3 separate regions of the Homo sapiens genome follow, and all the other regions are linked to region 1. The links are chromatin contacts, found by Hi-C in ENCODE. All regions are on one chromosome and are shown on one strand. Each heading gives the region's core, a stretch centred on a gene start or an enhancer-like site at or near the end of the contact. The rest is flanking DNA. Distances are from core to core; before and after follow the strand shown. Region 1 holds the start of DGKQ (diacylglycerol kinase theta). Region 2 holds the start of SPON2 (spondin 2). Region 3 overlaps LOC124900647 (nascent polypeptide-associated complex subunit alpha, muscle-specific form-like).

What was found. A loop is a pair of places that touch in the nucleus more often than their neighbours do. Pooled maps may share reads with other maps.
Region 2: a loop to region 1 is called in a pooled map, with 2.8 times the contacts of the local background. The contact joins the promoter of SPON2 here to the promoter of DGKQ in region 1. A Hi-C loop is called at or near these places in 5 of 50 pooled maps.
Region 3: a loop to region 1 is called in a map of endothelial cell of hepatic sinusoid, with 6 times the contacts of the local background. The contact joins the enhancer-like site here to the promoter of DGKQ in region 1. A Hi-C loop is called at or near these places in 1 of 168 maps with a recorded cell type or tissue (endothelial cell of hepatic sinusoid) and 5 of 50 pooled maps.

What each region holds. Positions count from the first base shown.
Region 1 is chr4:972,014-975,255 of GRCh38, forward strand. DGKQ (diacylglycerol kinase theta) reads right to left here and starts at 1,556. Exons shown (of 23, transcript NM_001347.4): 1 at 1,199-1,556. The coding sequence starts at 1,469. RefSeq lists an enhancer at 60-700 and silencers at 935-1,384, 1,485-1,824.
Region 2 is chr4:1,171,143-1,174,384 of GRCh38, forward strand. SPON2 (spondin 2) reads right to left here and starts at 1,441. Exons shown (of 6, transcript NM_012445.4): 1 at 1,402-1,441; 2 at 710-932; 3 at 121-344; 4 at 1-48. The coding sequence starts at 929. All of the region lies in intron 1 of LOC124900647 (nascent polypeptide-associated complex subunit alpha, muscle-specific form-like), which reads left to right. RefSeq lists enhancers at 621-1,336, 1,337-2,054.
Region 3 is chr4:1,152,834-1,156,075 of GRCh38, forward strand. The region is part of intron 1 of LOC124900647 (nascent polypeptide-associated complex subunit alpha, muscle-specific form-like); the gene reads left to right. It overlaps LOC124900837 (hornerin-like), which reads left to right. Exons shown (of 2, transcript XM_047416541.1): 2 at 1-867. Among named protein-coding and RNA genes, the nearest start is that of SPON2, 18 kb to the right of the region's middle. Within about 2 kb of position 1,495, at least 4 of the 41 ENCODE cell types and tissues checked have a DNase peak (open chromatin) inside an H3K27ac peak, as active enhancers do.

The DNA.
Region 1 (3,242 bases), core at 306-2,805:
AGGGGGGACAGGCAGCACCCAGGTCCCTCCTCTGCCATGGAGACAGGGCCTGCTCACCCCACGCCCCACGCTTGGGTCTCCTGGCGGGGAGGGTGCCCTCCTTCCCATACCGCTGCTGGCCCCTCTTCCACGGGTGCTGCCCAGGAGGGCCCTTTTGCCCCCTCCGAAGGGGGAGGGGACCCGGAGTCTGGCCTCAAGTCGGGAGCTGCCTCAGCCACACATGCACACTCCCCACCTCTGGGGAAGCCCCTGGCATCCCCAGGCAGCAGGCATGGCTGTGCCATGCTCTGACGTGACAAAGAAGCTGGCGGGCCAGGCCACCTTGTGCAGCCCTGGGGGTCAGAACAACCATGCCGTTTCCACCACAGACGACATCCCCGTGTGAGGGGACAGTCTCCTCTGCGGACCCTGACCTGAGTGGACCCCTATCCCCAGAGAAAGGCCTGAGGCTAAGGATAGCCCCTCCCACCTCAGCGTCCCTGGCCAGGACACAGTAAGTGTCAAACGTCCAGAACTCCGGTCCTGTCCCTCGCTCCCTCCAGAGGCTGGGCTGTGGTCCCCCTGTCCCTCGCTCCCTCCAGAGGCTGGGCTGTGGTCCCCCTGTCCCTCGCTCCCTCCAGAGGCTGGGCTGTAGTCCCCGGGGCCCGCCTGCTTGCCGCGGGGGAAGATGAGAGCCAGCCCTGGGAGCACCCGGGCCCAGAACAGGGAAGGGCTGTCCTCACCCCAGCAAGAGCTGGGCAGCTGGGTGGAGCAGGGCTGGGACACGCGCACCGGGACGGCAGGGCCCGGCCTGGCTCTCCAGGAGGCTGGGACTCTGGGCCACAGCATGAGAAGGGCTAGGGCCAGGGGCCCAGGCCAGCCCTGCTTAGCCACACCTGCTGCCCCAGCCACTGGGAGAGGAAGCCGGCCATGGGGACCCCAGCTGAGGTCCCGCTCGCATCAGGCACAGCCCCTGGGTCGCAGCCATCGCGCGGCACTATGGAGATGCTGTCCGCACCTCCCAGGTGAGGAAGCCCGCAGCCTGGAGCGGCCCCACGGCGCACAGGCCCCGGCCGCCCCACGAAGGCACGTCCCGCGAGCAGGGCTGGGACCCCGCCCTCCACTCCCCCGAAAGCGCCGGTGCCACCTCCGCTCAGGCTCCCGCCCACGGGGCAGAGGCAGGGCTGCAGCCGGGTAGGCATCGGGCCCGGGCGCTCACCGTCGCACAGGAAGCCGGCCAGCCCCCAGATGAAGTCGGAGCAGAGGTGGCAGAAGGTGGGCTTGGTGAGCGTCACCTTCCGGAAGCTGTGTCCCGGCGCGGCAGCGGGGCCCGGGGCTCTGACGCCCGCCCGCTCGGGTCCCGGCCCCGGCCCCGGCCCCGGGCGCGCGCGGCCTCCTGAGCCCAGCACGGGGCTGCAGGCCGGGCTGCCGGGGCGCGGGGAGCCGCCGCCCAGCCAGGCGCGGGCCCCGGGCTCGGCCGCCGCCGCCATTCCCGGCCCGAGCGGCCCGAGCCCCTTTAGGTCCGCGCCGGGGGTACAGGAGCCGCCGCTCCACGGCCCGGTACACTGCTTCCGACTGCGCCTGCCCCACTGCGCAGGCGCGGGCCGCGGGGCGGGGCGGGGCGCTGCTGGTGGGCGGATCTGGGGGCTGGCGGGGCGGGGCCTGCTAAGGGTCGCAGCCGTGCCCCGTCGATGAGCGGGGCTGGGGGCGGGCCCTGTGATCGGGCGGGGCGGGGCCTGCTAAGGGGCGGGGCCTGTGCGCGGAGGCCGCTCGCGAACCAGCCGTGGGGAACTGGTCCACGTGGGCTCGGTTTGACCGCAGCCGGGCCAGACTTCTCCGGACGCCGCACGCGCGGCGTTGTACCTGCGGGGTCCCGGCCCGCGGCTGCGCAGACAGGCGCCTCCCACGCGAGACGCGGATGCTGTCCGAGGCCCCCGGCCGCGCAGGACGCCCCCGGCGAGGGGCAGCGCTGCGGGCCTCCCACAGTGGGTCCCGGAAAGCGGGGTTTGCGGTGCTTGGGCGGCTCCGTCCGTGGGGTCTTCGCACGCGCAGACTTGGCCCTGCCCGAGGCCCAGGACCCCCGGCGCCCGACCGCTGTCCTCACTGCAACGGGGGACCCGCCTGCGGCCCGGGGCTGTCCGCTCGCGACCCCCACCCGGGCCTCACGCCGAGCGCCCAGCTCTCCTGCCTCGTGCGCGCCACGGGTCTTGTTCAGGTGGCGCTGGTGTCCTTTGAGAGCCGCGTCCACGCGGGTCACCCCTCCCCGCCGCTGGCAGCAGTCTGGGTCCTTGCCCCCGTGGGCCTAACTGTGGATAGGAGTCTGCGAAGCGGGGGACCCCACCCCGGGCCACCGAGCGGGGACCTGCAGAGGGCAGGGCTCCAGGGCCATCGCAGCAGGCGGTCTCAGGGGGCAGGAAGAGCAGGGAAGGGCCTGTGGGGAGACGCCTGAAAGGGGCTGGGGGCTGTGGACTCTGGAGGGAAGGAGCCGGGAGACCTGTCCTAGGGGCTGTGCTGGTGAGGGCACCCAGACCACAGGGGATTCCAGGAATGGAGGGTGAGCCGGGGACCCAGTCTGAGGAGGGAGGAGCAGGCCCCTGAGATGGTGAGGGGGGAGACGCAGTCCTCAACCAGGGAGGATTCTGTTTGTCCAGAAGCTGCTGGTTGAGCTGCTGGGGTAGGACCCTGGGTGGACCCCAGGGTAAAGGGAATGCAGCCAAAGCTTCAGGGAACCTTCACCCTCCAGGAGCTGCGCTCTGGGACAGACAGCACCCTGAAGAATGAGGGCTGCCTGGGGGCAGCAGGAAGGCGTCCAGGCGGAAAGCCGGAGCAGAGGCCCTGTGGCAGGGTGCTCCGCAGAAATCCTTTCCTGATGCCCACCTATGCTGGGAGGCCCGGAGTCACCACCCCTGCATTCCCTGTCTCCTGTGCCAGACCCCACCCCGAGCCTGCCCTCAGCCAGGCCCCAAGACCCCCTGTGCCTGGGCCCTGGGAGAGCTAGGACCCAGCCTTGTGGCCCATGAGGAGGAGGTGGCTCACTGAGCCCGTGGTGCTCATGGCAGTGAACCACGGTGCAAACTGCAGCTGGCTTCTGAGGAAAAACTGTTTAAGGACATACCTTTCTCCATTTAGGAGACAGTGGAGAGCATCAAAAACATCTTAAAAAGGAAAACCCTCATCTACCATTTCTGCCAGAACTTTCTGCTTTCTGACGCACACGTTAATTAAAATGGCGGGCAAAGCATCCTTCCAGCAAACACTCCACG
Region 2 (3,242 bases), core at 191-2,690, 200 kb after region 1:
GCCCACGAACCAGTCGGGGCTGGGCACGATGCGCACCACAAACGAGACCTGCGGCGACAGCGGCTCAGCGCGCCTGGCCCCGGCCCCCCGGACCCCGCCCCCGGCCGGCCCCGCGCTCACCAGCGAGTGCCTGCGCTGCACCTCCAGCTCCGCCGACGTCTGCCCGGTGCCGCTGGGGACGGCGGGCGCCGAAAACACCGCGTGCACGCTCTGCAGCGCCTCCCCCGCCGCCTCGATCTCCTTCATCAGCGCCCAGGCCTCGCCGCGCTCCGCAAAGTCGCGCAGCCCGTTACTGACGTACTGGTTCTTCCTCCACATGCTGTAGTCGGAGCTATGCGCGGCCCCTGCAGGACCACCCGGCCGCGCCGCGGACCATGGTCAGACACTGCGGTCGGGCTTGGATTCCAGGGGGCGCCCCAGGAAATCCCTCCCCGCCGCCCGCAGGGAACCATGGCCCCCAGTCACGTCGGACCGTGACACCCTGTGGCTGCCCCTGCCGCGACCCACCTGCGCCCTCCCCGTGAGCGCCCCCTGCCCCCACCGCATCCCCGGAACCGCACACCGCAGGCGCTCGGCAAACATTCTGGTGTTAGAGTCTCCCGACGTCAGCACGCCCCAGACTGGGAAGCGCCGCCGTGCAGCTGTGCGGGGGGCTCCGGCGCCGCAGCCCTCCTGGTGGAGCAGGAGGCGAGGAGGGGGCTGTACTTACCCAGCAGCGAAGACCACTGCGCAGGGGGGCGGAACAGGGGGTACTGCTTGGGGAAGGCCGTCTGGCTCCACTTGCCCGTGAAGGTGATGCTGTATTTGGCCAGGGCTCTGGCGGAACAGATGGACTCTCCCCCAAGAGGCTGGCCGGCGGCGCCGAGAGTGGCCAGGAGGAGAGCGCAGAGGGCCTTGCCCAGGGCGGCGGCCGGGCTGGGGTTTTCCATCACCTGGGAGCACAGAGGGGAGCAGCCGCGCGCTGGCACCGTCGTGGCAGCCTCGGGGTGGAAAGCCGAGAGGGCTGCGGCACTTTGGGCTCTGAGGACGGCCCCGAGCACCCGCGACCCCCTCCCTGCTCCGCAAAGCTCTCCTGCGGTGCTTCCGAGACCCCCATCAGCGGAATGGACGGCGCGGGGTTAGATCGCCCGTGCGCCTGCGAGCGACCAGGGGTAACGGGCAGGTTTTCAGTCCGAGTCCCTGCAGCTTGCCGGGCCGGTCTGGGTGCGGCCTCCGGGATGCCTTCGCCGTCGCAGGGACCCGGGGCCTTGGCCGACTGGCTGCCCCCGGGACTAGACCCTTAAAGCTCGGTCGCAGCCAGTCCTGGGGGTCCCTCTGGAGGTGCCACAAGGTTCTGGGCCGCGGGGAAAGTGCAGGAGGCCCGGGCCCTCTCTGGGTGTCCCGGGGGCACGCAGTACTCACCCGGCAGGAGCAGCGGGAGCGCGGCCGGCAGCGGTCGGGTCCCAGCCAGAGCCCGGAGCTCCTATTTAAGCCCGAGGCCGGCGCCCCGGGCCGGCCAATGAGGCTCCAGTTCCTCCTGTCTTCGATGCTGCACGGCCTGGCCTCCAGCGAGAGGCAGATAGGACGTGGGAGAAAGGAGGAGAAGGGGCTGCGGGGGCGGCGGGGGCTGCCGCTTTCCCAACTCGCCCTGCCCAGCGACCTTCCCCGGGTCGGATCACCCTCTTCCCCTGGCAGTGCTGCCGCACCCCTTTCTTTGTCTGTCTGTCCTATCCCTCCCCTCCCCTCCCTGTCCCCTCCCTTCCCCTCCCCTCCCCTCCTCCCCTCCCCTCCTCCCCTCCCCTCCTCCCCTCCCCCCTGTCCTCCTCCCTCTCCCCGTTTCTCTCCCGTTCCAACAAGCGCCTTCCTGGTGCCTCCCTAGGTGCCACTGAGGGGAGTTCTTTGCCCCAAGCCTTTCGGGAAAGCTCAGGGCGTGGGGGCAGAGGGGCTCTTGTTTTCACCTTCTCGAAATTAGAGCCAGCGTGCTACACCTTCTTGCGCAGGGTGTGACCTGGAGAGCCCTGTGCGTGGCCTGACTTCAGTCTACATGCTGGAAGTGGCTGGGGAAGCTCCTGGCTCCCGGCGCAGGCATCCCTGGCCTTTGGGGCCCTGGCTTTAAGTCTCTTTCCTGGCATGGCCTAAAGCTGCACAGAACAGCCTAGCGGTCTGCACTGTGGCCAGAGGGCATTTGCAAGCCATCCCTCCTGGAGGGAGGTCAGAGTGGGCTGAGGGTCTGGGGTGGAACGCGCAGGGAGTCAGGAAGAGCCACAGAAAGGGGGCCCCCCTCCCCAGGACCCCGCACAGGGCTGGGGCTGCAGGCCGGCGGTGTGTGCGGTGCAGAGCCCTCCCAGGGGCTCTAGGCTTCCCTGCCTTTGGGATGAAGCTAACAGATGCTGAAGTTGATCCTGCTCCATGTCAGGAAAATATTTATAGGTCCCCAGTCATGGGATCTGGAAACAGAGCGGAGGAAGGAGCTCGGGAATGGTCTTGCTCAATCCTTCCCGGCCTCTGCTCATCGGAATCACCCAGAGGGCTTTTAAGCTTAGACAAAACACTCTGATGTTTGGAACCCTGTTAATGTTTCACAGATTCAAAAAGAGAGAAAAAATAAATAGAAGCAACTAGGACAGAATGCAAACAGAAACAAATGATCTAACCTGTATTTTAAGCGAAAACCACAGATCAGCCACTCAATGCAGTATTTAGACTCCAGGCCCCCAGGCCAAAGACAAATTTCCACCTCCGTGCTTCTCAAATGTTTTTATCTGAGGACTCCTTCATACTCTTAAAGGTCACTGAGGGCCAGGCGCAGTGGCTCATGCCTGTAATCCCAGCACTTTGGGAGGCCGAGGCGGGAGGATCACTTGAGCCCAGAGTTTGATACCAGCCTTGGCAACACAGGGAGACCTCATCTCTACAAAACATACAAAAATTAGCTGGGTGTGGTGGAGTGCGCCTGTGGTCTCAACTAGTCAGGAGACTGTGTCTGTGGTCCCGGCTACTCAGGAGACTGAGGTGGGAGGATCACCTGAGCCAGGGGAGGTCAAGCCTGCAGTGAACTGTGTGTGCCACTGCCCTCCAGCCTGGGCGACAGAGTGAGACTCATGCCTGTAATCCCAGCACTTTGGGAGGCCAGGGCGGGCGGATCACTTGAGGTCAGGAACTCGAGACCAGCCTGGCCAACATGGTGAAGCCCCATCTGTACTAAAAATACAAAAACTAGCTGGATGTGGTGGTGCACGCCAGTAATCCCAGCCACTCAGAAG
Region 3 (3,242 bases), core at 245-2,744, 180 kb after region 1:
AAAGAGGATTCAACAGTATTCATTGTAAGATTGAATGGGATATAAAATACGTAATCAGCACTTGTGAGGAATATCACTAGATTCTCTTCTTCCTACTCCCCCTCCTTTTTTTTTTTTTTTTTTTTTTGCATTAAAACCCGGGAATTTGATGTTGATTGTGGCCTAAATGTTAAGCATATTCTGGATTTTCTACACCGTTCTGACACCACAGGTACTTGTTTCTTTCTCAGAAGGCAGGTGAAGCTCAGCTGTGTGGGGCTGTGCTTGGTGGCAGTGTGGGAAACGTGTGGAACTCACCATGGTGTTAGCAGCTTTTACTAGCCGTTTGCTTGGAAAACAGTCTCCGATCTGCACTTGCACACCCACCACGATGCCTTCTCCCCATGGCTCTGTGGACACCAGGAGGTCAGGGCACAGAGGACGTGCGACTTGTGCTCCTGTCTTGCTGCACAGTCTAAAGACCTCACGTACGTTTTGAATGTTCAACCACTATTAGAGTGAGAAATGGCATCCAAGATGCTTTTACTGAGGAACATTGACAACTGGAAAACAAATCAAGCTTGGATTCCAGGGAACACTGTCCAGATTTCCTGTTTTATGAATTTTACCATTCACTCTTAAGGCTGTTAGGTTTGAATAACTTGATAAATGATCAAGAGAAAACCATGCAGCATTATGTTCACTGCCAAGTAATATGGACGTAGAGGATGGCAGAATTCTGTAAAACCACTTCTGGAGTTCAACATTTAACCGAGCACATTTTACTTACCTGTTACCAGTGTGTCGCTTGGAATGTCTTCTATTAGGCATTTCTCCTCACGTTCCCCTGCGTGGAAATAAAAGGCAGTTGAAAATGGAAAACCAAAACATAAAAGAAATGTTAACATTTGCATTTCTGTTGCTTGAGCCACTTCTGATAATACTTTCTTTGAAATGGATCCGTTGCAAGTGCCACTGGTTAGTGGGTGTTTGTATTTCACTGGCTAATTTTGTAAAATTGATTTTTGTGAGAAGTGACACGTGGCGCTGACACTGGGCAGATACTTGCAGCAAATCCGACGAACAAGATAAAAAGGCGTAAGAATTTGGGGCCTTTCCAAGCTGATGATGCAGAGTTCTTTCTGATCCGCCACTGAAAAGATGTTGAAGCATTCTGATGGAGTGAAGAAGCTTCTAATGAAGATGGTGTCATGGAGTATGAGAAATGAGAGATGGGGAGGCAGGTGTAGGCAGGAGGGGAGGGAGGCTGGGTGTGGGGGTGAGGCTAGGCATGTCGAGGGGAGGCTGGGTGCGGTGGGGAGGCTAGGTGTGGGGGGGTGTGGCTGGGTGTAAGGGGTGAGTTTGGGTGTCTGGGGGGAGTCTGGGTATGTTGGGGGAGGCTGGGTGTGTGAGAGGAGTCTGGGTGTGTGAAGGGAGTCTGGGTGGGTGGGGGAGAGCTGGGTGTGTGGGAGGGAGTTTGGGTGTGTTGGGGGAGGCCGGGTGCCGGGGGAAGGCTGGGTTGGGAGGAGTCTGGGTGCGGGGGAGGTGGGTGTGGACCTGTGGGTGGGAGGAAGGGAACCTGGCTAAAGTGGAACCACCTGGACTAGGAAGAGCGCGTGCCCTGAAGAGACTAAGTCTGTTTCCTCATTTAAAAAAGGAGTGAAAATCACTTAGTGATCCATTAGGTCTTTTCAGCTGCGACATCCGGTGTTTTCTCTTTAAACCTTTTATTTAAAAATGTCTGTAGACTAACAAAAAGTTACAAAAATAGTGCAGAGGTCCTGTGACCCATTCGTCAACGCCCCCAGTGCAACGTCTTATGTGACTAATCACTGCAGGACTGCATCACGGGGACCGGGCATTTGACAGTGGCAGAGAACAGCTAGCTCGGCTGCAAAGCTCACGTGCTCACATTTTTGCACACGCTTGTTTTTTGTATGTGAGTGCACCATCATGAGAATGCTTCAGCGAGCCCTTTTGAGCACTCTGGAAAGAAGTGGGAAGATGGAAAGAATGCATCGTGTGGTTTGGAGCAAGTGCTGGCAGCCGAGGGCCTGGGCTGTCTGACTACACTGCTTCTCAGTGACGTGAGTGTGGACAGATCGACGGACCTCCGGGCCGTCACCCATAAGGCAGGGGCAGTGCATTGTCGCAGGGATTAGATGACACAGGCGGTGTGGGCTTCTCAGCCCTGGTCTGGTGCATAGTGGGCATTTGGTGAAGGGTGTAGCTGTTGCTTTTCTGGTGCCAGGTGGAGCTCTGGCTGGATTCCAAGCGTGTGGCAAGGGTGACCAGGCACGCACCTGCAGCTGTCTTCATCCACGACCTGCCCTTCCTCCTACCTAAACCCAGCTCCAGTTTCAGAGCCCACCTTTTCCTTCCTCCTCAGAGACCTCTCTCCCTTCCCACTGGTCTGTTCCCTCTGCCTCAGTCTCCCAAACAGCCAATGTTTTCCTTTAGAGATGTTCTGAAGCACAATGTTGACAAGCCTAGACTCTGGGGCCACACTGTCTGGGTGTCCCTCCTCTGCCCCTTACCTCCTGTGCGATCCTAGGCAAGTTCCTTAGTTGTTCTCTGCCTCAGTTTCCTCATCTGAGAGAATAAAGAGCCCACTTTATACGGTGGCTGTAAAGACCAAATGATACTCTCTGTGTAAAGTGCTAAGAACAGTCCCTGGCACACAGTACACTCTGTGTAAGTGTTTGCCAGTGTTATTTCATAGCCTGACATCTTGAGGGGTTGCCAGATAGGCTAGCTCCACTTCTCTACTTCCTCACACAGCTAAAAAAAACAAAACCGTCTATTCTAGAACAGTTTAAGCACATGAAACTAGAGAATTGTGTGATGAACCCCAAACTAGTTTTACTTAACCAACACACACACACCACACACACACTTTTAAAGTATGTCAGGTCAGAGGCCGTTTTCACCTATCGGCACTTCAGTATGCGTCACTAACTAGTGAGGACCTTATTAAATGAAACAGTCACCAACCATGCCATCACAGCAAGGTTAATAAGAATCCCTTCCTGTCCTCCGACACGCAGTTCACAGTCACATTTCCCTGATTGACTTAAAAGGTCTTTTTCACAGTTGATTTATTTTGATCAGTATCTAAACAGAATCCACACATGACACTTGGTTGCTATGTCTGTTAAAACTCTTTTATTTATAGGGTCTGCCTTCCCCACACAAGTCTCTTTCTTAACCCACTAATTTGTTGGAGGCCCTGGGGCCCTTGCTCTTGGCGGCCGGCATCCCAG